2 separate regions of the Homo sapiens genome follow, and region 1 is linked to region 2. A link is an interaction called in ENCODE POLR2A ChIA-PET data of the cell type or tissue named here. Cell type or tissue: K562. All regions are shown on one strand. Links, peaks and the distances in the headings refer to the core of each region. The heading gives the core; the rest is flanking DNA. Region 1 has its middle 17 kb from the start of CC2D1B. Region 2 overlaps TTC39A (tetratricopeptide repeat domain 39A).

Evidence for each region. ChIA-PET counts read pairs that join two places held together with the same protein. Peaks named below come from ENCODE experiments on the same cell type or tissue, not always from the same donor. Only the 100,000 strongest peaks of a DNase experiment are listed, where the experiment ranks them.
Region 1: POLR2A ChIA-PET joins it to region 2 with 5 read pairs; 1 of 35 experiments calls an interaction of 5 or more read pairs at or near these places.

Annotation. Positions count from the first base shown.
Region 1 is chr1:52,347,607-52,350,414 of GRCh38, forward strand. No RefSeq gene overlaps it. Among named protein-coding and RNA genes, the nearest start is that of CC2D1B, 17 kb to the right of the region's middle. RefSeq lists an enhancer at 2,596-2,808. In K562, for the core only: a CTCF peak has its summit at 1,231 (motif pointing left); a DNase peak (open chromatin) is centred at 1,258.
Region 2 is chr1:51,324,262-51,327,069 of GRCh38, forward strand. All of the region lies in intron 1 of TTC39A (tetratricopeptide repeat domain 39A), which reads right to left. Among named protein-coding and RNA genes, the nearest start is that of TTC39A-AS1, 4.0 kb to the right of the region's middle. In K562, for the core only: no CTCF peak of the experiment used is centred there; DNase peaks (open chromatin) are centred at 1,730, 2,125 and 2,380.

The DNA of each region.
Region 1 (2,808 bases), core at 263-2,762, 1.0 Mb after region 2:
GATCCGCCATCCTCTGCCTCCCAACTCCTGATCTCAAGTGATCCGCCATCCTCTGCCTCCCAAACTGCTAGGATTACAGGTGTGAGCCACCGCACTCAGCCTCATTGATATTTTTGGTGAATGTAGCCACCCCCAACCCCACCCTGTTTTTTTTTTTTTAACAGAAAACAACTCAGTTTGATATTTCCTCATATTTAGAATCAGTTTATGTGTTTTTGCCCATAATGACTTGATATCCATCTGCCCCCTCATTGATAGTGGTAAATTTTGATCACTTGGTCAAGGTGTCCAACTTCTCTGTATATCCCCCTACCTGGAACTTATAACCAGTATATGTAGACTTTCAGACCATGCAAATCTCTTGCCTATGAAAGTGTCCCGTTAAATTAGCATGCATTGATGTTTCTTACCTGCACTGATCTTTTACTATGTTTGCAAAATGATTTTCCAATTCTAGCGCATTCTCCAGCTTTACAGGTTGCACTTGGTAATCTACTATAAGCAGAAGCCCTTCCTTCCCAATTTATTCATTTAATTTTCATTATACACTCATGGACTGTTGTTTTGCTTTGTTTTGTTTTGAAACAGTGTCTCACTCTGTCACCCATGCTGGAGTGCAGTGGCACAATCTTAGCTCACTGCAGCCTCAAACTTCTGGGCTCAAGCAAACCCCCCACCTTGGCCTCCCAAAGTGCTGGGATTACAGGCATGAGCCACCAAGCCTGGCCTTTTTCAGTGGTTCCAATTCATTATTTTGGTGCACAAATGGTCTCAGCTTTAGCTAGACAAGAGACCCTTCAAGCTGGCTCCTACATCCTGGTGATATGCTATTTTTTTTTTTTTTTTTTTTGAGTACTTCTTTTTTATTTCTATCCTAACAAGATGCTTCAGGCTTATCTTGTGCTTATCCTGCCCTAGCCCTGGAATCAGCTATTTCTGCAAGGAGCCCTGGCTTCTTTTAATGGGAGTGGTATTAGAAACCAAAATCTGGTTTATCCATGATATGTGTGATGCACTCTGACCTTTTTCTGTTTCATTAAAAATTTATTTTGATCTTAGACCAAATGGATTCCACAATGCACATTTTGAAAATACTGCTTTAGGGCAATGTACTCCATTGTCACTGGCATCTTCTGAAAGCCAAGGCTAAACTAGTTTTTCTGCAGTATTAGTACAGCTCCAAGAATTCCCTGGAAGCTAGCGCAGGCCTGTGGGACAGCGACAGGCTGCTCCCCAGTGGCTAGTGCTGGGTTTAGCACGAGGCAACAGCAGGCTGTGGAGCTGTGTTTGCGGCAGCAGCTGTTTTCCAGAGGCCTAAAGGCCTGGCCTGGGAAACATCTGGGTAGGTTCATCCTGCTCTCTGAGGTGGGAGCTTATAGTCGACATCTGCCTCTCCAAAGGTTTTACCGACGGTGGTTGCACAGAACTCTTACTGTGACCTTTCCCACAGGCTCAGAGGTACTCAGAGCTTCTAAGGGGAAGCTTGGCCCACAGAGCAGCAGCTTGTCAGGACCGAGCCCTGGTAACCACTACCTCCAAACCTGACAAGAACAGGAAGCACTTGTTAACAGGGGCAGCTTATTTTTGGTCTAATAGCCAGCTTTGTCTGAACATACCTCAAAAGTCTGGAACTTCTACAGGGACTGGTCCTGTTTTCCTGTGGTTTATCTTCCTGCTTGCCATTGTACTTATTTATTCTGGTTCAGTGCAAGCTTTTAAATTCTCCCACTAAGGACAAACTCTGGCCCTCAGATCCTTTCTCAGCTGCATCAAATGTCCTCTGTGTTTAGTAAAATCATTTGTGGAATTGGGCATAAAATAGCCAATGATAGTTAATTGTTTTCCTTGTTTATCCTTGCTTTTATACAATGTATATTGTAAGAATTATATAAAGCAAGGGGCTGAACCACATTTCGAAATAGGCAAATCTTCTGGATTGTAAACTTAAAGATTGAGATACAGCGATCCTTCTATACTTAAGAGGAATAGAATTGCCATTCTGGTAATTTATTAAATTTTTTAAAATTATTAAATGCTTATCAAATGCTAGGCAATGTATTTTTATCAACATCTTCTGAGGAACTACTGGACTCTAGGGCTACAGATTTGAAATTATGCCTCTGTAAATTCCCACGTCTTGTCTTCCCCCAGCCACAGTGGTTCCTGAGCACTGGTGGGCCCAAGATTTTCAGTTAAGTTTACCTCTAGATAACTGGTCACCTGGGAAATAATTTATGCATTTAACACATTTCAAACAACAATCAACCTGCTGAACATTGTTTCTGGAATTAGCAAGTTTGTAATGATGTTTCTATTTTTTTTTTTTTTGAGGTCGGAGTTTTGCTCTTGTTGCCCAGACTGGAGTGCAATGGCACTATCTCGGCTCACTGCAACCACCGCCTCCCGGGTTCAAGTGATTCTCCTGCCTCAGCCTGCGCAGTATCTGGGATTACAGTCATGCACCACCACGCCCAGCTAATTTTGTATTTTTAAAAGAGATGGGGTTTCACATTGGTCAAGTTGGTCTCGAACTCCTGACCTCAGGTGATCTGCCCACCTTGGCCTCCCAAAGTGCTGGGATTACAGGCATGAGCCACCGTGCCTGGCCGGTTTCTATTTTTATAATGCAAAAATAATAATCATGGCAATGGGAATTCAGGGATTGTATGTAGTCAGAAGGGCTAAGAAGTAGGGAGAAATGATGCCATTTTAGAGCCTGGGCAGCTGAGGCAGAGAAGAAACGAATCCATCTGTGGAGCTGACCCAGGTGCAAGCTCCCAGGATCTGCCAGTCTCAGTCGCATGGTTT
Region 2 (2,808 bases), core at 209-2,708:
GAGGGTCCCAGATTTAAGTGTTGAGTTGGGGAATGCTAAGTTCCAACTCCTTAAACTGTAACTGTGTAGGCCCAAGACCTTCTTTCCCATCTGTTGAGTGGCCGTTGAAACTCCTGGCTTTAGATTTCTGAAATGTGTAAATAGCCTAAGGTTGCTGTGGCTTCATCTTGTTTGCCAGCCTGACTTCAGTTCTCTCTTCACGCTTGGCTGGAGGGGGTTTCTGTTACTTCTGTGGGAGTTCAGGAATGTACTGAATTATTTTATTTATTTATTTATTGAGGAGAGGGTGTCTCTCTGTTGCCCGGGCTGGAGACCAGTAGTGCGATCTCAGCTCACAGCAACCTCCTCCTCCCAGGTTCAAGCTATTCTCCTGCCTCAGCCTCCCAAGCAGCTGGGATGACAGGTGCCCACCACCATGCCCGACTAATTTTTTTGTATTTTCAGTAGAGATGAGGTTTCACCATGTTGGCTAGGCTGGTATCAAACTCCTCAGGTGTTTGACCTCAGGTGATCCACCCGCCTCAGCCTCCCAAAGTGCTGGGATCACAGGCGTGAGCCACTGCACCTGGCCAGGAATGTACTTTAAAGGATGTTTGTTGTAACTCATCCCCACCTCTAGGTAGTTTCTTTGAGAGAGAATGTTGGAAGCATTATTTCCCCTAACCTGTCTCTCCCATAATTGCCAAAGATACATCTTTAAAACCCACATCTGTCTGGGCATGGTGGCTCATGCCTGTAATCCCAGCATTTTTGGAGGCTGAGGCGGGCGGATCACCTGAGGTCAGGAGTTCGAGACCAGCCTGACCAACATGGAGAAACCCCGCCTCTACTAAAAATACAATATTAACTGGGCGTGGTGGCATATGCCTGTAATCCCAACTACTACGGAGGATGAGGCAAGAGAATCGCTTGAACATGGGAGGCAGAGGTTGTGGTGAGCAGAGATCGCACCATTACATTCCAGCTTGGGCAACAAGAGCAAAATTCCATCTCAAAAAAAAAAAAAAAACCACAAATGTCACTTCTGGACTTAAAATCTTTCCCTGGCTTCCCATTGCTCTTAGGGTAAAGGCCAAGTTCCTTTCCATGGCCTAAAAGGCCCCACCTGATGTGGTCCCTGCCCCTCTCTTCAGAGGCTGGGATGGTGTCTGTCTCTGCCCAGGGCATAGCCTAGTGACTGGTGTTCAAGCCATTCATCTCTGTTGGATGAATCAATGAGGCAGCAGTGAGCATCTACTGCCTGGGTGTTTAACTGGCATTCTCTCTGACTGCTCTCAAAATGCCCTGTGAAATGGGATTATTACCCCCCCACACCTATTGCAGATGGGGAAACTGAGGCACAGAGGACGGGTAACTTGGCTAAGGTCACACATCCAAGCTAAGGTCACACATCCAAGCATGCATTCTAACCCAAGTTTCTGCCTGAGCCAGTACCCATCAGCTCAGCCCCAGAAAGTCAAGCCCATTGTTGTGGTTTATGCCAACCTCTAAACAATTTCTGAGCCAAGAGCCTGCCTCCCATTTCTGCACACACCCCTCACCACCTCCATCCCCCACCGAGGAAAAGGTCCTGTCTACTTGGTCTACCTGGAGAGAAAGATCCAGGCCGGATGGACAGTCAGTGCAGACAGGCACAGTCCTTCCCTCGGCAGCCCCGGCACCTCTTCTGCTTAACTGGGATGAGGCTGTCTGCGGTAACCTCCCCCAGACTGGGGGCGAGCTGAGCCCTGGGCTGATTTCCTCCCTCCTTCCCTCCCACAAGCACCCGCGAATCTCGTGCTCTAGGCTATGCGTGGGACTGGGCTCTGGGGACACAGAGTGGACACAGACCTAGGCCTGCCTCTTCAGGAGCTCACAGCCTACAGGTGACAGATGCAGACAGGGCAGTGACCGCTACAGTGCTCAGGGCTGTGATCATGGGAATCACTGGGGGCCAAAGGGGCCCAGAAGACACCTCTAACTCAGCCTGGGGCACTGAGGAGGCTGGGCGGAAGGAGGATGGCATCATGGAAGGAGGATGGCATCAAGGAAAATGCCATCAAACTGAGAACAAGATGGAGAAAGAAGTCTAAGAAGGGGAAACAGCACACACACAGGGCTGGAGGCATGACACCACAGTTAGGAGGTACAAGCGTTCTGGAAGGGCTTGGAAGACAGAGGCTCTGCAAGGCCAGCTAAATGGAGGGGTGAGGCTGCGGTGGCTAGAGAGCTCAGGAAGGCTGGAGACATCCGCCCCATTTGACTTAATAATAGCATTAACAACCAACCACCCATCGCCACAAAGAGATTACCACTTCAACTTATTTAAATTGATGACTGCATTATTTCACTCAGTCCTGCCAGCAGGCACCCTTATCTGTCTTTGATAGATATGGCAGGGACAGGCAGTGAAGACAGGAACGCAGTCAGGCTCCTCTCAGGAGCCTGGGAGAAGACAAAAATGCATTCTGTGGAAGCAACAGCGCCAAACCTTTCCCCTCACCTGGCTGAGACTGAGGCCCCCATTTCTCCACAGGCTGCCCCTGCGTCTCCAAGACCTTTCTTTTCCAAGGACACCTTGCCTGGCCCAGGTGACATCTATTCCTGCGGTGATGGTGGCCTCTCCACTGTGTGTTGGGGAACAGAGGAGAGGGACGCGGAGAAGAGGTGCTGGGCTGGATGGAGCAGAGCTGGTGACCAATGCCAGGAGCTCTGGCACAGTGGTGGCGGCTCTCTCATTCAGATCCCACCCACACTTGAGGCCCAAACGAGAAGGGAGCTAGAGGGTGGGAGGGGGTGTCAGGTAGCCTGGAGCCGCCCCCACTCTCC